4 separate regions of the Homo sapiens genome follow, and all the other regions are linked to region 2. The links are chromatin contacts, found by Hi-C or POLR2A ChIA-PET in ENCODE. All regions are on one chromosome and are shown on one strand. The core of a region is the stretch at or near the end of the contact, and the rest is flanking DNA. Distances in the headings are between cores, read along the strand shown.

The links. A loop is a pair of places that touch in the nucleus more often than their neighbours do. ChIA-PET counts read pairs that join two places held with the same protein, here RNA polymerase II (POLR2A). Pooled maps may share reads with other maps.
Region 1: a loop to region 2 is called in a map of B cell, with 36 times the contacts of the local background. The contact joins the promoter of CHURC1 here to the promoter of WDR89 in region 2. A Hi-C loop is called at or near these places in 4 of 168 maps with a recorded cell type or tissue (B cell, CD8-positive, alpha-beta T cell, ascending aorta and 1 more) and 15 of 50 pooled maps.
Region 3: a map of CD8-positive, alpha-beta T cell shows a loop between it and region 2 (18-fold over the local background). The contact joins the promoter of MAX here to the promoter of WDR89 in region 2. A Hi-C loop is called at or near these places in 5 of 168 maps with a recorded cell type or tissue (B cell, CD8-positive, alpha-beta T cell and naive thymus-derived CD4-positive, alpha-beta T cell), 1 of 37 single-sample maps with no recorded cell type and 16 of 50 pooled maps. POLR2A ChIA-PET finds 5 or more read pairs at or near these places in 1 of 52 experiments (T-cell).
Region 4: a map of CD8-positive, alpha-beta T cell shows a loop between it and region 2 (5-fold over the local background). The contact joins the promoter of FNTB here to the promoter of WDR89 in region 2. A Hi-C loop is called at or near these places in 1 of 168 maps with a recorded cell type or tissue (CD8-positive, alpha-beta T cell) and 12 of 50 pooled maps. POLR2A ChIA-PET finds 5 or more read pairs at or near these places in 2 of 52 experiments (CD8-positive, alpha-beta memory T cell and activated T-cell).

What each region holds. Positions count from the first base shown.
Region 1 is chr14:64,911,561-64,916,711 of GRCh38, forward strand. CHURC1 (churchill domain containing 1) reads left to right here and starts at 2,895. Exons shown (of 4, transcript NM_001386928.1): 1 at 2,895-2,974. The coding sequence starts at 2,936. It overlaps CHURC1-FNTB (CHURC1-FNTB readthrough), which reads left to right and starts at 2,801. Exons shown (of 14, transcript NM_001202559.1): 1 at 2,801-2,974. The coding sequence starts at 2,855. RefSeq lists enhancers at 2,695-2,744, 2,895-3,164.
Region 2 is chr14:63,640,177-63,645,002 of GRCh38, forward strand. It overlaps WDR89 (WD repeat domain 89), which reads right to left and starts at 1,695. Exons shown (of 3, transcript NM_080666.4): 1 at 1,628-1,695. It overlaps LOC105370532 (a long non-coding RNA gene), which reads left to right and starts at 1,885. Exons shown (of 3, transcript XR_001750790.3): 1 at 1,885-2,021. RefSeq lists enhancers at 1,283-1,942, 1,497-1,596, 2,007-2,276.
Region 3 is chr14:65,099,643-65,104,472 of GRCh38, forward strand. It overlaps MAX (MYC associated factor X), which reads right to left and starts at 2,875. Exons shown (of 5, transcript NM_002382.5): 1 at 2,662-2,875; 2 at 1,904-1,930. The coding sequence starts at 2,697. RefSeq lists enhancers at 1,946-2,446, 3,140-3,289 and a silencer at 2,460-2,809.
Region 4 is chr14:64,985,645-64,990,808 of GRCh38, forward strand. FNTB (farnesyltransferase, CAAX box, subunit beta) reads left to right here and starts at 1,251. Exons shown (of 12, transcript NM_002028.4): 1 at 1,251-1,453. The coding sequence starts at 1,310. The region is part of intron 3 of CHURC1-FNTB (CHURC1-FNTB readthrough); the gene reads left to right. It overlaps LOC107984655 (a long non-coding RNA gene), which reads right to left and starts at 1,469. Exons shown (of 2, transcript XR_001750792.2): 1 at 1,036-1,469; 2 at 1-955. RefSeq lists an enhancer at 4,884-5,003.

The DNA of each region.
Region 1 (5,151 bases), core at 1,645-4,144, 1.3 Mb after region 2:
CTATACAAAACAAAACAAAACTCTGCTTTTTGAAATTCTAAACATGCTTTAAGGCCCAAATTCCTCTTTCCTAATCCTCCCCCTGGGTGTAGTCTCATCATTTTGTGTTCTTATACCCCAATCTGCCAGTAATTATTAGTATTTGTGCTCATTTTATCTCTCAGACTAAATTGTAGCTGGGGAGTAGCAAAGGATTAAAAGTCAGTATTAGGCTTTAAAAACAGAGAAACCATTTAAAAATGGATGAAGAGAAAGAATTGGGCCAGGTGCAGTGGCTCACACCTGTAATCCCAGCACTTTGGAAGGCCGAGGCAGGTGGATCACTTGAGACCAGGAGTTCGAGACCACCCTGGCCAACATGGTGAAACCTCATCTCTACTAAAACTACAAAAAATTAGCCGGTTGTGGTGGTGTGCCCCGGTAGTCCCAGCTACTTGGGAGGCTGAGGCATGAGAATCGCTTGAACCTGGGAGGCAGAGGTTGCAGTGAGCCGAGACTATGCCAGTGCACTCCAGCCGAGGTGACACAGTGAGACTGCCTTAAAAGAGAGAGAGAGAAGAAAAAAAGACTAGCCCTGTCCAATAGGAATATGAGAGCTACATGTGTAATTTTTAATTTTCTAGTAGTCACATTAAAAAAGCAGGTGAAATTAATTTAATAATACATTTTTATTTAACCCAGTACGTCAAAAATTATTTCAACGTAATCATATAAATTTATTAATGAGATTCTTATATATTTTAATACTAAATCTTCCAAATCTGGTGTGCAGAATGTACTCACAGCACAATCTCAGTTCAACTTGCCATATTTAAAGTGCTTTATAGCCATAAGTGGCTAGTGCTACTGTATTAGAAAGAAATTGAGATAAGGATAGCAACAGAGTCCTAGCCCTGGCTGACTACTGAGTAGCTTTGTTACCATAGACAAGACCTTTAACCACTCACTTCTGTGGTTTCCTTATCTGAAAAGAGGAGACATATTTTTCTTACCAACCACATAGGATTGTAATAGCATAAAATTAGAAACTGAAATGAGGACACTTTTGAAAGGTTGAAAATGTCATACAAATGGGAGGTATTATAATTATTCTAAGAATAAGGTAAACTCTGATGGCTCTAGTTCTTGCAGTGTTTCTTAGCACACCTATGATTTTTAATAACAGTTGCAGATACTTACTAGAAGTTGAAATACTAAAGGTTACAACTTCAGTGCTTCCGTGGAAAAATAATTCCCATATTAGCAAACCCATTTAAACTGGTGTGCTTTGAAATGGTTATTAATCTCTTCTTTAAGGAATCTGGATCCCAGAGTCTCCCAGGCTCCCCAATCTTTCTTCCCTGACATGACAGCAATAAAGCAGGGCTGAGGGAGGATGTTGATGTTCCCATTGGGGTAGAGGAGTGTGATAAAGACGCATTGTTCAGAAACAGAGACAAACTTCGGAGATTCGTCTGCAAGTTAATTAGGTCGTTGCGAATAAATAAGATGCTTTCAATACAGAGAGAAAGGATGAGGCGGGGCAACAAGCACAAGCATTTTGAGACCCACAGGATTGGGAAATGATGCAGGAACAACTGACCTGGCCATTTTTCTTTCTTTCTTTCTTTTCTTGGAAGCACATATGTTTATTGGTTTTTTAATCTGTGAACCAATAGGTCATTTATAAATGGATGTGCAAATCTGAAATCAAAATATCTGCAGTCAATTCAATTAGATAATTTTTGAAATCTATTTATTTTTAATATACTTTAAGTTCTAGGGTACATGTGCACAACGTGCAGATTTGTTACCTATGTATAGATATGCCATGTTGGTGTGCTGCACACATTAACTCGTCATTTACATTAAGTATATCTCCTAATGCTATCCCTCCCCCCTCCCCCCACCCCACGACAGGCCCCGGTGTGTGGTGTTCCCCACCCTGTGTCCAAGTGTTCTCATTGTTCAATTCCCACCTATGAGTGAGAACATGCGGTGTTTGGTTTTCTGTCCTTGCGATAGTTTGCTCAGAATGACGGTTTCCAGCTTCATCCGTGTCCCTACAAAGGACATGAACTCATCCTTTTTTATGGCTGCATAGTATTCCATGGTATATATGTGCCACATTTTCTTAATCCAGTCTATCATTGATGGACATTTGCATTGGTTCCAAGTCTTTGGTATTCTGAATAGTGCCACAATAAACATACATGTGCATGTGTCTTTATAGCAGCATGATTTATAATCCTTTGGGTATATACCCAGTAATGGGATGGCTGATGACCTGGCCATTTTTCTATTTACATAGTGCTTGCCCGCCACTGAGGTGCTTCTGTGACACCTGAGAGAGATAGAAATACGTTCCTCGTTGCTATGTCCTCCAGAGGACTCTGGAATGACCAATTATTACTAATATTTTAAGTGTTTTTTTAGGAGATTTTCTGCAGCACTCTGAGTGTCTCTTCCCAAACACTTCGGTTACTGTTTATTCACCTGCTGAGATCTGGTCTCTTATTCACTCTCATTGCCTTAAGAAATGGTACAGAAATGTATTCATTAACATTTCAGATTTGTATATGCGGTAGCGAGAAATAATTCCCTTTCTTGTGTGTCGTGATTTGCCTTTCTTGTCAGCCTAAGCTCAGGAAGGTGTCTGTGAGAACTTCGCTCAGCCCAAGATCCCTTTCCCTTCCCGTCACATCTGTTAGCGCACAAGATTTCTTCGTCTGTCTCCAAAGGTTTCTGAAGCCCCACCCTTTGCCCACGCACGGTGCCAAGGAGACTGTGCCCTGCCTTGACAACAGTTGCTAAGGGGCGGAGACTTCGGCTCGGTTCCCGAGACGGAATACCCAGGAGTCGAGTACTTGGGCGCATGCGGCAACCGTATCTCAGTTCTCGCGAGGTTTCGTCTTCCCGGAAGCGTTGGAGGACATTCCCTGTTGACTGCGTCGCGATGTGTGGCGACTGTGTGGAGAAGGAATATCCCAACCGGGTGAGCGACTGGGCGCTCCCTTGGCCCGCGGGCGGCCCCCGAGGTGTCTCATATCCAAGGCTGGCCTTCCCAGAGAGGCCGTACGTGGGGCGGACTCGGCCGCACTGCCGGTCCCGGTGACCCAGTAGCGGTATTTAGGCACACCAGGGATGGCCTGTGGCGGTCTGCACCTCTGGTACCCGCCCTGGCGGCTGACCTCAGTTGTAGTGGCCGTTCTCTTGAGCTCCAAGGAGCAACAGAGGAACCCCACCACCACCACAACCCCCGTCGACAACCGAGGGACTCCCCCACCCCCACTTCCGGTCTCATCCTCAAGCTCGATTTGATGAAGTACAATTTTCTTACCGAATTCTAGCGCTGGAGGGGACCTCTGTGGTCATCTGTTCTAACACTTTTGCAGATGAAGAAACCGATGCCCAGAGAGGGGAAATCACTTGCCCAAGTTCACATTCTAGTTGCATGGATGAGAGCCAGGACTAGAATTTAGGTTTCCTGCCTGTTACCGCCTTCTGAATCTCAGTTACTTTCAGGTTCAGGAGTTTGCAAAGCTTGTCTATTCTCATTCATTCAAGGCATCCTTGTTGAACATTTATATATGTGTAGTTAGATTACTTTGCTAGGCCAGAAAGGGATTATTTCTCCTCTCTTTGAGACAGGGTGCTGCTGTTGCCCAGGCTGGTCTCAAATTCCTGGGATCAAGTGATCCTCCCGCCTTGGCCTCCGAAAGTGCTGGGATTACTGGCATGAGCCACCACGTCCAGCTGGATTATTTGTTTCAGAGAAGAAATTAAAAGGCACCTTTGGTGCTGCCTAACAGCTTACAGTTTTGGGGAGTATGTGACTAACAAAAAATGAGTAGCTCAGTTCAGAAATGCTATTCAAGTTTAGGGAAAGGGGAGGGCAATAGGGGATAGTGCTGTTCTCCCCTGAGAAAAGGTGGACATCATCTAAGACTTGAAGGACAGTTGTAATTAGGGTAGAAAAGAAGGTGAGGAGCTGGAGGATGGGGGAAAATTACAGAAATGGAATTTGTGCATTGGTTGGGAAGGAGGGAGAAAGTCTCTGTAGTTCCTTATGTCTTAGTATCTTATGGGTAATACTTAGGCTTTTGAGTAGCATGTATAACAGTATGAATTCTCCTGTAGTACAACTACTTTGAAAAAGCGGGTGAGCCTTATAAAATACAGACATGACCCAGTGATTCCCATTCTAGAAAAATGCATGTGTATATGCTTCTGAAGACTTTTATAAATAAGTGTTCATAACAGCATTATTTTTGTAGTAGATTGGAAAAGTAACTGATACATTCATTAGAATGGAACACCATTAATGAATGAGGAATGGAAGTGAATGAATTAGAGCAGTAGTTCTCTACCAGGAGTGATTTTTGGCTCTTAGGAGACATTTGGCAATATCCAGAGACATTTTTTGGGTGTCAAAAGGGGAAGTACTACTGACTGCTAATGGGTGATGCAAGGGATGCCGCTAAACATCCAGCAATACATGGGACAGCCACCACAACAAAGTATCACTCCCAATGTCAATAGTGTGGAGGTAGAGAAACCCTGAATTATAGCCGTGAAACCAAACTAGAATTACACAGCAGCCTGAAAAGTCTTACAAATAGTGTTGATGAAAGAACACATAAAGTATAATTCAAAAAGAGGCAAACCAAAATATATTATTCAAGGATGTACCTGGGTGGTAAAACTGTAAGGAACGTATACAATTACTGTTAAGTCGAGATAGTGGTTACTCCTAAGGGATTAGGGTGTGATCAAGAAGGGTCACATGAGAAAAAGTCTTCCCGGGTGCAAGCAGTGTTTTATTTCTTGATTTGGGTGGTGGTTCTACAGATGTACACTTTATAATCATTTCTTGTTCGCTACATTTATGTTTCATGTACTTTACTATGTACTATTTCATTTTTTTAAAGTTTAAAAAGATTTTTATGAAACCAGTAATAAACATGAGCTATTATGAGACCATGAGGGAGGAGTTTGCAGTAGAGAATATTAAAGAGATTAGGTTGGATTCTTTTTTGTTGTTGTTTTTGTTTTTGAGATGGAGTCTTGCTCTGTCGCCCAGGTTGGAGTGCAGTGGCATGATCTCGGCTCACTGCAAGCTCCGCCTCACTGGTTCATGCCATTCTCCTGCCTCAGCCTCCCGAGTAGCTC
Region 2 (4,826 bases), core at 445-2,944:
TGACTGCAAGTTACCACTGTTTTACTCGGCCATAGGTTGCAGTGCAGTCCAGGCTCCACAAGAAAGAATTTGAAAAGCAGAAACAGTCACGTGGCTTTCATCGGTAACATATTTTGTATCTATTAAATTATTTAATCCTCAGAACTCTAAGTAGTCAAGTTTGGTATTTATTTCAATTATACAGGTGAAAAAGCTGATGCTGACTTGTCCAGTCAAAGGTCAGTAACTGGTGCCTACTGCGATGTCTTTCCTCTAGATCATTTTACCTTGGTAACAATCGATTAATTCACTTCTAGGTGTGTTTTATTGACTTTTTTTTTTCTCTTTTTTGAGACGTTGTCTCACTCTGTCGCCCAGGCTGGAGTACAGTAGCACGATCTTGGCTCACTGCAACCTCTGCCTCCCGGGTTCAAGCGATTCTCCTGCCTCAGCCTCCCGAGTAGCTGGGACTACAGGCGCCCGCCACATTTTTGCATTCGTAGTAGAGACGGGGGTTTCACCATGTTGACCAGGCTGGTCTCGAACTCCTGACCTCGTGATCCGCCCGCCTCGGCCTCCCAAAGTGCTGGGATTACTGGCGTGAGCCACCGCGCCCAGGCTTTTATTGACTTTAAATAATTTCAAATTAATAAAGAAAACGGCCGGGCACGGTGGCTCACGCCTGTAATCCCAGCACTTTGGGAGGCAGAGGCGAGTGGATCACCTGAAGTCAGGAGTTCGAGACCGGCCTGACCAGTATGGTGAAATCCCGTCTCTACTAAAAATACAAAAATTAGCCGGGCGTGGTGCCAGGCGCCTATAATCCCGGCTACTCGGGAGGCTGAGGCTGGAGAATCGCTTGAACCCGGGGGGCGGAGGTTGCAGTAAGCCGAGATCGCCCCACTGCACTCCAGCCTGCGCGACAGCCTGAGACTCCATCTCAAAAAAAAAAAAAAAAAAGAAAAAGAAAAAGAAAAACAAAAAAGAAAACAGGAGCAACATTTTACAAATTATACCATCTTTTAATTTTACATCCATGGAAGCTGAATGCCACAATTTGTCAGAGACAAGCTAAAGAAAACACAAGAATGAGTAATGTCTAACACTGCTTCGCGTGAAAATGAGAACACTCACAGTACCTACCTCTTTAGATAGCCATGTGGTTTAAATGATATAATAGACCAGTTGCTGGTATCATACCACATCCCATACTACGGGTCGTCTCTTCCCAAGTGAAAATCTGCTTTCTGGCCTACAAAAGGATTATACTAAACCCTTTTAGTGGTGGGGAGAGTATCCGTGGAGAGGAAAGAGCAGGAGGAAACAGGTCTTTCCCTGAAAATGAGCAAGGGCGTTTGGCTTTTATTGAAAAACGCCCCAGAGGAAGTACTGGGAACTGCACCGGCAACAGCAGCCTGACCCGCAGAAGTTTCTTTGGCCAGGGCCAGCACAGGTTTGACCTGGTGGCTCCGACGGCGGAGCGAGACTGCCAACACGTGCACACTCCGTCCAGACCTCCCACTTCCCTCCGCGCTCCCGCGATAGCTGTCCAGCAACTCTAGCTTTCTAGACTCAACCACGGCGTCGCCGCTCGTCGAGAGGGCTGCCCATCCCGGGGACCCGCCCAGCCTGGCCCAGCAAAATGTACCTTAGTAGCCTCAACCTGTACCGGAGAAAACGCAGGCTGCGCGGCGGCTTAGAGCGGTCAAGTGGAACCCCGCCTCGACCTCTCTGATTGGGTAATGCGCACAAGAAAATCAAGAGGATTGGTCGGCTGCAGAGAGGCGGCCCGTAACGCGACGCGAAAGAAGTGGGGCATAGCGGCCCGGGGAATTCTTGCTAGCTTCCGATTGGACGAAAGCAGAACGCCTGCCCCTTCGTAGACCCAGCGTACGTACAACGCTCACACCACCACGCCGTACGCTGCGTTAGCGGAAGTTTAATGGCCCCATTGGTGGGATGCGTGGCCAATAAAGGGCAAGAATAAGGCGGATTCCGCCTTCCTCGTGGCTGACTGGATGCATCCGCTGGTACTGATTTACGTGAGTTTCAGCATTTAGACGTTCCGAGTTTCCACCGAGCCAGAGTTGGGTAGAGAGTTATTAAGATGACTAGGAGACTAATGCGGGGAGAAATAATTTAGTAGTTAGACTCAGGCCCTGAAACTACCACTCGTGTTCAGAAAGTCTACGTAATACCTTATTGTTTTCACGCGAAGAAACCAGCCCTTCAGGCCGGGCTGAATGTGGTTTAGGGATTCTCTGGCTGTCATTGGGTGAAAAAGCGATCAGTTTGAAGGTAGCTCCGCCTGGGCTCTAGGGAACTCTGGGATTTGTAGTCCGGAACTTTCGAGTCCTGTAGCTTTAAATGTGGTTGTTGCTACTGAGTTCTTTCATGTTGTTAATAACACCCATTGACATTTATTGTGGTTTGTTGGACTTTTTATCCTTTCGTTTATCAGCAGCATTAAAGACAACATTTAAGAAATGTGTAAACACTGCATGTATGTTCGTAAACAATAAATGTTAGTGTTTCCAACAATTTACTGCTGTGCCTAGCTGTATACTATATGTTCATGCTTACTGTACTAAGTAGATACTAAAATTATTTGTTTCTAAAACTTTTGCTGTTACAACAAAACAGTCTGATTTTCATATTAGTGTCCATTTACGATTATTTGAACCCTACATTTAGCAATTATGTGTACTGTGATGGCATAGGTAGCAGCTGCTTACATGAATCAAGTGTTGTTATGACATGAAGCAGAACTGGCTGCTATCTTCACAGGAAAATAGGGCTATGCTTAAAATGTCAAGCAAGACCACCATCAGGAGGAATACACATTGTATATTATTAAAGACTGTATTATAGTGTCTATTTTCAGCCTTTATTAAAACAGTTTTAGGACAGGCTTTTCCTGAGTCTATAGAATCCTGAACTCTTCTGTGAGCTAATTTAGCGGTATTTCATTTTTGTGTCTAGCAAAAGTAAAACCATTAATAAATACCAAAAACTTGCTGAGTAGACTTTTCGCTTTCGAAAAATTTTAATATTTTTTTCCTATTTTACATGTAATACAAACTTTCGACTGTAGAAGAAAAAAACATGATTTCGGATGTATGTAATACTTCTACACTTCTAGATTAAAATTAAGTACACTTTACAGAATTAAAGCTAAGCAAAAACTGCGTTCATTACTGATGCTTGTAATTATTGCATTTTTGTTTAAAATATCGAATTATTTTTGTCATTTTTGTATCTTATTTCTAAATGATTAGAGAAGGTTTCAGGTTGTTTGTAAAGGAAACATTACCGATTTAGCTCTTTGTTTTGTTTTGTTTTGGAGACAGGGTCTCGCTCTGTCATCCAGGCTGGAGTGCACTGGCAGGAGGTGGGATCATGGTTCACTGCAGCCTCGACGTCCTGGGCTCAAGTGAGCCTGCCACCTCAGCCTCCTGAATTGCTGAGACTACTGGCACACGCCACCAAGCCCAGATTTTTTTTTTTTTTTTTTTTTTTTGAGATGGAGTCTCGCTCTGTCGCCCAGGCTGGAGTGCAGTGGCGCGATCTCAGCTCACTACAACCTCCGCCTCCCGGGTTCAAGAGATTCTCCTGCCTCAGCCTCCCAAGTAGCTGGGACTACAGGCACATGCCACCATGCCCGGCTAATCTTTTGTATTTTTAGTAGAGACGGGGTTTCACTGTGTTAGCCAGGATGGTCTCAAACTCCTGAGCTTGTGATCCACCTGCCTCGGCCTCCCAAAGTGCTAGGATTACAGGCGTGAGCCACTGCGCCCGGCCATATTTTTTGTGTAGACAGAGATTCGCTATGTTGCCCAGGCTGGTCTCGAACTCCTGAGTTCAAACGAGGCTCCTGCCTCGGCTTCCCAAAGTGCTGGGATTACAAGCTTATGCTCGTTTTTATTCCCAATAAATGAAGAGCGAAATTGGGTGTAAATCATCGATATATTTATCCTTGTAATATTCTATGTGATGTAGTAGGTGAAACATATGGATGGGTGAAGATGACTCTGGCAAAAATGCAGAATTATATTTTTAATGCTTTTCATTAGCTAGCATTTTAATGGTATTTTCCTTTTGCCTCTTATTTTAAATCAGTAGTTCATTTAACATGTTAATTAAATGTCATATAACTAAGAATAAACACCATTAAAAACTGAATCAAGGCTACTGTGGTTAGCGCTGTTTAGCTGAATGATAGATCAGCTGAGTGACTAAACTGTGGCCACATTTGGCTGATTTAAATTCTAAGTGTTCTCTCAGCACTTTTGGAAGCTTCTAAAATGTTTCATTTGTTTATTTTTGAGACAGAGTCTCCCTCTGTCACCCAGGCTGGAGTGCAGTGGCACAATCTCGGCTTATTGCAACCTCCACCTCCCAGGTTCAAGCAATTCTCATGCTTCAGCCTCCCGAATAGCAGGGATTACAGGCGCGTGCCACCACACCCAGCTAATTTTTTCTATTTTCAGCAGACACTGGGTTTTGCTATGTTGGCCAGGCTGGTCTTGAGCTCCTGGCCTCAAGAGATCCACCTGTCTTGGCCTCCCAAAGTGCTGGGATTACAGGTGTGAACCACTGAGCCGGCCAAAATGTTCTATTTTAAAGAAAAAAATTATTATTTTGAGAATTTAAAAAACATATTTAAACAGGCACCATTACTACCTTTAACAGTGTGAACCTGTGAATCATCTTTGTACTCTGTTGGGAAATAGTTTAAGAAGTGAACTCAGGCTGGGTATGGTAGTGCACACCTGTAATCCCAGCAGTTTGGGAGGCTGAAATGGGAGGATTGCTTCAGCCCAGGAGACAGAGGTTACAATGAATCA
Region 3 (4,830 bases), core at 1,625-4,124, 1.5 Mb after region 2:
CTTACCCTCCAGCTCTGATCAAGCCCTAGCACAGATTTTACAACTGGAGACTTGCAGGGAAAAAAAAAGTTTTCAACAGACTAGGCCCCAAACATGAAGGATAAAAGTAAATGTGAAAAAGGAATTCAATTTTCAAATATATGCATAAGTATATGAGAATACTTCAAGGATAAATAAAATAAAACAAATTATCTTTAATGACTATTACCCAGGGATAATTTTTAAGACTTTTGGAACAACTACATCCCCGGATTTTATGGAAATATCAGCTCTCAATAAATAAGTTTTCTTAATGCCTATCTGCTTAGACAACCTGCACAATCTTTGCTTGCTCTAATGAAGAGCAGGTATAACTGAGATGGCTTGCCTTTACCCTGTGGTTATCAAGTTCTTATACCAGAGGTATCAAAGTGACATCCTGCAAATTCTAACAAGCCCCCAAACAGTTGTTCCACACATCATTTTAAAAATCAGAAAAATAACATAAAGTTTTAGATTTCTAATCTTTCTTAAAAAATAGGAAGATCGGCTGGGCGTGGTGGCTCATGCCTGTAATCCCAGCACTTTGGGAGGCCGAGGCTGGCAGATCACGAGGTTAAGAGATCGAGACCAGCCTGGCCAACATGGTGAAACCCCGTCTCTACTAAAAATACAAAAATTAGCTGGGTGTGGTGGCACGCGCCTGTAGTCCCAGCTATTCGGGAGGCTGAGGCAAGAGAATCGCTTGAACCCAGGAGGCGGAGGTTGCAGTAAGCCGAGATAGCGCCATTGCACTCCAGCCTGGTGACAGAGTGAGACTCTGTCTCAAAAATAAATAAATAAAATAAAATTAAAAATAGGAAGATCTGGCAATACTGACCCTTCACTCCTACTAACAAACCACTGGAGTTCAGTAGTGCTGACTTTTTAGAAGAGGCACTGCTCTCCAGTACCCAAGCCCTCACCTCTTCCTTCTTTATTCTTTATGGCCCTCATGGGCATTTGAACTTTTTACCCCCATTCTATACATTTCTTACTGCTCCCAACTATCAAATATTAGACACTCTGATATACTTATTTCTCTTCCCCTCGCTGATTCTGATTTATTCTGTGTGTATTCTTTTTTCCCTCAAATCTATTCATGAAACATCCATATTACTGTCTCAGACTCCAAAGACATGGAATTAGTGCTTATCTAAATCCACAGAACCATCTACTGAGAACATTAATATCAAAACCCTAAGAAATTATTGATAACACTCTATGGTCTCATCCATCACCTTTCAGCAAAGCTGTCTCTGCAATGCCACTTTTCTTCAGCTATTTTTTAATTTTCTTTATACCTTTTCTTCAAATACAGAGAATCAGACCATAATAACTTTATGTGACACTTTGATGATGTAACGTTTGGCTCCTCTACATTTCCAATTTTTGCATTAGAATACCATGTTGTGCTAGATTCTACGGGTCTATAGCAGTCACATGACTTGGTTAAAGGCGATTACCGCATGTGGCTTCAGCTTCACACAATTATACAGATATGGTTTAAAACCTACTTGTTCCTAAATAAATCTTCTGACCACTTTGCCCTGAAATAATACTACCAGACCAGAATGCTGCATTTCTCATTTCCACTTACATAGTGGCATCTGGATCCCCTATCTGAAAACTACAGAACAATTCAATTCTTTGCATACAGCTCCTCTTACTCACCTAGAATCACTGAACTTATCACCTGAGAATCTAGAATAATGGGATTTGCAACCCCCCCACCCTCCAGAACCAGGCCCCACCTCACCTTAGTGGTTAACATTAGAGTTTACTACAATATTAAAAGTAATAGTACGATCTCTTTTTCTCTCTGACCCCAAAAAGGAATAGAACTGAACGGAAATAAAAATGAAATGGAGAGTAGGAGACGTACCGCAGATTGAAACCTCGGTTGCTCTTCCTGGAATAAGAGAGAAAAAAAAAAATAGAAAATATAGAAGTTATTTTTACACTTAACATTCAATAATAAGAAAGAAAATGCCGGCGGCAGAGGAAGCGGAGGGTGGGGAGTCAGCCCGACACCCCTTCCTCCCTCCCCACCCCTTGCCCCCACCCTTCCACCCTCGGCGGGATCCGGTAGCAGGGTAGAGGGGTCCCGAGCGCCGCCCCTCCTTCCGGGATCCGACCTGGGCCAGAGGGGTCCCGAGCACTGTCTCCTCCCTGCAGACCCAGCTCGGGCATCTAGGCACCCCCAACCCCTCTCCGCCCTTCCCCGGCCCCCAGGATCCGCGGGTCACGGGAGGAGAGGATCGCAGTCCGAAGGGGCAGGTCCTGAACGCCGTCCCCTTCCCCTGGATCCGGACAATGGGATCCCGGGCGCCCCCCATCCTTGTCCCCCGGATCCTGAGCCGGGGAAGGTGGGAGCGGGAGGCCGCAGCACCCTCCCGCAAGGGAGGAGGTGGGGGTCCCAGAAGCCGCGTGTCTTCCCCCAACCTCCAGTCCCAGGAGGCCGCTCCGGCCAGGAGCCGGAGGGGAGCGAACCGGGAACGCGACGGAGGCACTCCTGGCCCCGAGGGGAAGGGGAAGGAGGCGGCGGCAGCCCGGCCCCCTCCCGCCGTCGCCCCGCTAAGAGCCCCGGCCGCTGTCCCCGCCTGACAACCCGCACGGGAAGGAAGAAGCCCCAGGACTCACGTCGCTCTCCACCTCGATGTCATCGTTATCGCTCATTTCCTACGGCCCAGGGAGCGGCCACTGCAGCGGCGGCGGGGAGGGGAAGGGGTGAAGGGGAGGGGGAAGTCACCGACAACAACAAGCCGAGTCCCCCCCACACACACACTCACTCACTCACTCACTCGCTCTCTCACTCACACACACACACAACACGGGCAAGAACCACCTCCTCACTGCAGCACCGGATCAACGGCGGCACGCACGCCCGGTCGGCCCCCGCCACGTGACCAGGCTCGCAGCGCTGGGGCAGCCGAGACTTGTAGTTCTTGTCCCTCTAACAGACGGCCCGGGTAGCTCCAGAAAAACTACAAATCCCGGAAGAAACCGCATCCAGGCGACGCCAGCCCGGCTTGTTGACGGAGCCCAAGGCGCCTGCGCGTCCCGGGGAGGGGGGGGGGGGCGGGGGGGGGCGGGGAGAGCCGCGGCGCGGCGCCTCCTGGGAGTCGTAGTCCGCAGACCGCGAGTTGTCAGGAGATTTTCCTCCCGAGGCGGCAGAGGAGGCTGCTGGGAAGACAGGACACGTGGAGGGAGCTGGAACTCCTGGAGCCGGGCACCGTCTGCGCGCTGGACGCCGGGCCCAGGGGACTGGGTGGAGTCTCTGGGGGAGTAGCCGGCTGTCTAAATAATGCTGCCTCTCTTTGGTGTGACTGGTTATACTTTGTCTTCTTCATACGGAGTGGTTCCGTTTTGCGCCTAGGGGCGTAACCCGCCCGGGAGGGAATCTGGCTGCGGCGGACCAGGGGGCGCGGCTCGGGATGCCTGCGCGAACCCTCGGGGGCTGGTGGGGAGGTGTCAGTGGCAGGTGTTTCGTGGTGCTACCGGACAGGCAGAATGACCGACCTCGCCGGGCGACCGCTCCCAGCCGCGAGAATCCTGTATTCGTTTATCTGGGAGTGACCATCCTCGCTACTCAGCTACTCACGTGAGGCTCCAGCGTTCACACAACGCGAACCCTCAACCACTATGGACGTGGAAGTAAAAGCCCCTTCAGAGTTTGTTGTAGCCCAGACAGTTTAGGCAATATCCCAGCTCAGAGTACCATAATTAAGATTGCAAAAAGGATCAATATGGGAAACTTTTGCAGTTCCCTGTCCAGTTAAAATCATATTTATATACTGTGGCATGAAGTGTAATCACATGCATTCCACCGATATTTATTGAACACCTAACTTGCCACAAGGGGATGCCATAACGGATAAGACCAAAACCATCCCTGCCTTCATGCAGCTCACAGCTGTGCAAGCAAGCGTGCCGGTCCTGCCGCCATTGTAAGAGTGTGCAACAAGTCCCATGGGAAGGAAGAAAACCATAACAGACACTTTCCACCCTGAGACAAAGTACCCATACTACTCCTTTACATCTGGTCTCCAAAGTGAATGACATCTTGAGCTTTTCCCATGAGTTACTGATTCCCGGATGAATACCATATTATCCCTGACTTTTGAATGTGGAAATTTGGGGATATGTCACACACAATTCTTGTGACACACATTCCTCAACGTGAGCATGTCATCTATGCTGAAAAGACAAATGTAAATGTGGTAATTTTTCCTTTACATTTTTTCCTTTAATATCTATTGTATTTCTTTCTCTCTCTCTTTTTTTTTTTTTTTTTTTTTGAGACGGAGTCTTACTTTGTCGCCCAGGCTAGAGTGCAGTGGCGCAATCTTGGCTCACTGCAACCTCCCTCTCCCGGATTCAAGCGATTCTCCTGCCTCAGCCTCCCGAGTAGCTGGGGCAGGCGCCCGCCACCGCGCCCAGCTAATCTTTGTATTTTTAGTAGAGACAGGGTTTCACCAACTTGGCCAGGCTGGTCTCGAAACTCCTGACCTCGTGATACACCCGCCTCGGCCTCCCAAAGTGCTCACGTGCTCACGCCTATAGCGTGAGCCACCGCTCGCGGTCTAATATCTGTTGTATTTCTTATTCAGTGATCCAGTCCTACTAAGTCTGCACATCTTTGCAAGTGAACTTACCTTTTCTACATGCTTTTGTCTCATAGTGTTCCTTTCCTGCTGAGTTGGGGAGACAGATATAAGCAGACCATTATGTGATAAGAGCTGATGGGCTATTGGGGAGACAGACGGCCACTTTTGAGTGAGTTAATTAACTGGATACTAGAAGTTAAAG
Region 4 (5,164 bases), core at 1-2,500, 1.3 Mb after region 2:
TTGTTTTTTTGTTTTGCTTTTTTTTTTTTTTTGAAACAGGGTCTCGCTCTGCCACCCAGGCTGGAGTGCAGTGGCACAATCATAGCTCACTGCAGCCTCGACTTCTTGGGCTCAAGAGATCCTCCCACCTTAGCCTGTCGAGCAGCTGGGACTACAGGCATGCGCCACCACGCCCGGCTAATTTTTTTGATATTTAATAGAGATGAGGTCTTGCTATGTTGCCCAGGATGTTCTAACTCCTCAAGTGATCCTCCTGCCTCAGCCTCCCAAAGTGCTGGGGTTACAGGCGTGAGCCACCGTGCCCAGCACATGTCTTCTAAAAGCTGCTGTTTCTTCCTTTTTCAGGAGTTCTTTCCCATACTGTTCTTCTGGATGACTCCTCGTCATCCTTCGGATCTCAAATGAAAGGTCATTTAGAGAGGCTTGGCCTGACCATACAATTCAATTAGTTTCTTACCCCTTTAGTCTCTCTCATAGACCCTGTTATTTTCCTTCATCTCATTTATCACAAGTCTTCATATATTTATTGCGTTGGATACATTCAATTCTGTCGATTTTCTTAGAATGTAAGGTTTCCAAGGGAAGGGACTTCGTTTTGTTCACTTTTGTATTCCTAGAACCTAGCACAATGCCTGACACATAGCAGGTGTTCCATAAATATCTGCGGACTGACTGTCTATTTCACTTATCCTTGTTCCTTGTACTGCATTTCAGTTCTCGCTACTGCAGTGTAACCTCCAAGAGACAGGAGAAAATCATAATACCCCCCTCCCTCCATCACTGAGTGATACTGAGACGGCGTCCTTGCACGTTTGAGCAGCTGCTGCCTTCTCCTGGGAGGCTGTCAAGTACCCCAAGGTGCACAATAATTCTTTTAGTAATTGCCTGACTGAGGCAAATCAGTAGAGCTGTCAGAAATGCTTTCAAACTTAACATTCATTGGGTTCTTGGGCACCTGAAATTGCAAACAATTGCATTACAATTAAGTGAGAATTAGCAGAATGTTACAGTTCTTTAACAATTTGCGTAACAAACCGAGGCGTCCTACGCCATCTCGCTGAAATGAAATTCGGATGTAGACACCCTTGCGCTTCAGGACTCTACGCTCTTGCAGCAGCTCCTCTGCCCAATGGGGGGCGGCAGCATCTCAGTAACTCACTCGAAAGACGGGTAGGCGGGAGGAGACATTCGCGTTCAAAATCTTTTTGCCTCTATCCGCTCGCCGTAGCGCTTTAGCCCGCTCGAGTTTCAATGCGCGTTGTTGCTTAACGAAGCAGAGTCCTACACACTGTCTGCTGCTCTCCTGATCATGGCTTCTCCGAGTTCTTTCACCTACTATTGCCCTCCATCTTCCTCCCCCGTCTGGTCAGAGCCGCTGTACAGTCTGAGGCCCGAGCACGCGCGAGAGCGGTTGCAGGACGACTCGGTGGAAACAGTCACGTCCATAGAACAGGTGAGGTGGCAGGACTGGGCGAGGCGCCCGCGCGATGTGTTCTGGGAGCGCGAGTCCCGTTCGTAGGGCCGCCCGGGTGCGGAACTCACCGGGGAACTACGACTCCCACAGCGCACCGCGGTGCCTTTCCTCTGGGAAGCTCCGGGCGCCCAGGCTTGGGCTTCGTCGTGGAGCGTTTGCGCGGCCAGCTTGGGGAAGGGTCGTTTCAAGGTTGGGCTTGGAGGAGAGGGCAGTAGCCGAGTCCCCTCTGCCCTAAAGAACGAGAAGAATCGTGTTCTATGCCTGGAGGACAGAGGCAGCCCGTGCGGGTCGGACAGCCCACTCTGTTCTGCCAGTACTTCGGGAGGTTCTGGGGTGCATAGTGCACTTTTCCCAACCTGCCCTCAGCTTCTGGAGGCAGAGAGCAGGGCCAGGCTGCTGTCATGCCGTTTCACGATCTGTTTAATTTTTGACCTACAGTGCCAGGTTTGGGGGCCCGCCTCGTGGGTGGGCATTTTGGTAGTCATTCAGCCATTTGAGCACCAGCTACGTGTCGGACACAATATTAAACGATGGAAGTACAAGGAAATAAAACAGCTCCTGACCAGGAGCCTGGTTGGGGGACAGGCAGGAAAACAGTTTGGAAAGTGATCTAATAGAAAGAATGGATTTTGGACTACTAATCATTCCCTAAGGCCTAGAAGTAGGATCGAACCTATCATTTTGAAAAGTGTTTGGCGAATGAGTATATATTCATATGCCCAAAACCATAGTTTTGTTTTTCTTCTTATTCCCTAATTGGAATTGTTCCCAAGGTTGCTATGTGGAACTGTTTATCCATCTGTCCCTAGGAGAAGTGGTTAGGATAATTCTTAACACTAATAAATGAACATTCTGCTGCTTACTGAAATAAGATCTCTTAGTGAGATCAGTCTCCAGGCTTTACCTTGGAGAGACCTGTTTTGTATTTCCTACTTTAAGTTGGAAGCCTGTACTTTGGCAAAATTAGTAACAATAATTGTTTTATTGTACAGTTATGACTAAATAGAATTATAAATTTATAACAGAAACAAGGGCTTGATACGTGGTTATTCACAAAGTAGCAGAGAAAATATTTTAACTGGAGATTTAAACTTCATGGAATTTAGGGTAGCAAAGGAAATCCTCACCTCTCGAATCTAGCTAATTCTCCAGGTTGGTTTGCCTACCAGTGTGTCCCAGGGAAGGCTGACTGCAAAAGATTGTAAAGAAATTTCCCATTGATGAAAAACCTACAGGATCTTTGCAGAATTCCTAAATGATGGATTGCTGAGTTGATTCAGGTCAAGTGTTTTACTTATTATCTGACCTTAGACTATGGGATTGCCTTTTTTTTTTTTTTTTTTTTTGAGATGGGGTCTCGCCCTGTTGCCAGGCTGGGATGCACTGGCTTACTGCACCCTCCGCCTCCCGGGTTCACGCCATTCGCCTGCCTCAGCCTCCAGAGTAGCTGAGACTACAGGCGCCCACCACCACGCCTGGCTAATTTTTGTATTTTAGTAGAGACAGGTTTCACCATGTGGCCAGGCTGGTTTTGAACTCCTGACCTCCAGTGATCTGCCCTCCTCGGCCTCCTAGAGTGCTGGGATTACAGTCGTGAGCCACTGCTCCTGGTGCGAGTATCTTTCAAATCTAGACCCAACGGTATGGCAGACAGTAAAGAATCTTATATTTCTTTTTCATGTTGTTATTCCAGCACACATTATTAGAGTCTAGGATGAACAGTTTCAGGTAGTAGGATGATAATGTTGTATCTCATTTTTGTGGCCTTCCTCACTGTTTTAATAATCATGTTAGTGACCATTTATTGAGTCTCAGCACAGTGCTAAATGCTCTCCATATGTGGTATCATTCAATCCTTTCACTTTTTATGGATGAGAAGACTGAGGTTTAGAGACCTACCACATTGGTAGGTTAATGATACATTCATCAAAAGTAACAACCTTGTTAGGAGGAGTTGTTTACAGAGGATATACTAGTACTCTTTCAGTTTTAACTAAAGCTTCCATTTACTGATAGCTCAATTTTGTGCCATTGCCAGTAAAAACAAATTGATGGCTGACACCTGTAATCCCAGCACTTTGGGAGTTCGAGGCGGGAAGATCACCTGAGCCCAAGAGACCAACTTGGGCAACATAGCAAGACCCTGTCTCTACCAAAAAAAAAAAAAAAAAAAAAAGTAGCTGAGCGTGGTGGCATGCACCTGTAGTCCCAGCTACTTGGGAAGCTGAGGTGGGTGAATTGTTTTTGAGCTCAGAAGTTCACAGATGAGCCATGATCGAGCCACGGTACTCTAGCCTGGGCAACAGAGTAAAACCCTGTCTCTTAAAACAAAAAACGACTATACTGATTTTGGTACTGGCCTGGGCAACATAGCAAGACCCTGTGTCTATTTAAGATGAAAGCTTTTCAAATTAAAAAAAAAAACAAACAAAAAATAAATGCTTGTTACCTGCTTCCTATCTGATTATCAGAAGACTCGGTTTATTTGTTAAGCAATAATTTGGTAATAGGAGTTAAACCTATAAATAGTGGAAGGAGTCCTTAGCTGTGAGTCGTCTGTTCCATTCGTTGATTCTCATTCATTCAGCAAATACTTGAGCGCCTTCTACGTGCCAGGCACTGTTCTAGACACTCGGCATAAGTTGTTAAACAAAAGAGGCCAAGTTGATGCCTTTATGAAACTGTTTCTAGGCCAATGAGGCAGTCAATTAAAAGAGTTAATATCTATAGCTATCTCAATATAAAATGTTAATTAGAAACGCTGTGGAGAGTAACACCTTGGGATAGAGGGGATAGGGTGTGTCAGGAATGGGTGGGGTGGGAGCAGGGGAGGTCTTCATATAAGGTGTTAAGGGGAACCCTCTGGTGACAACACATGTGATCTGAGACCTGAAGTCTCAGATGAGGGAGGAAGCCATCATGGATCTGGTGCAAGAGTATTCTGGGCAGAGAAAGCAGCAAGCACAAAGGACCAAGGCAGCAGAATGCCAGGTGAGCAGGGGGCTTAGCAAACCAGAGAGTAGGAGATGGGTCGGATCATGTAGGGTCTCATTGGCCTTTGGAAGTACTTTAAAATACCCTGACTGAGATGGAGAGCCACTTGGCTGTATACCTGCCATTTACTGCCCCAGATTCACTTGGCCCTTTTCTAGCCTGCTCTGTAGATGTGCCCCAGGAGGGGGCCCTGCACTGACAGGTTGCCTTGCTTTATGGCTGCGGGCCATGGGAAGTATTGCTGGGGGTGACCGAGAAGGAGAAGAATGAGACCACTGTATTTCTTCCCTCCTGCAGGCTTGTGTGGGGTGGGGTTTCCTTAGACTTAAGGTCACATTTCCTGTCATGTGCCTTCTCTGCGGAGCTCTTTGTCTCCCTCCCTCTCCATCCTTCACACCTTCAGGTCTATGAGGAGTTCAGGTACCCCTGATTTACCAGCTCCAGATACTGCATTTTCTCTTGTGGTTTCCCTACACCTGCCCACATCTTTGTAAATAGTTCCTTTATAAACTCTCCTCAAATCACCCACTTTGTGCCATCTGTTTCCTGCCAGGACTTAGACTGATCCATGATCAGAGAGTTTTGAGCAGGGGAGTGACACAGTCTGACTAGCATTTTAACAGGCTCATTTAGGTTACTGTCAAGAGTAGATGGTGGGGAGTGAGGGTGGATACAGGGAAACCAGTTAGGAGGCTA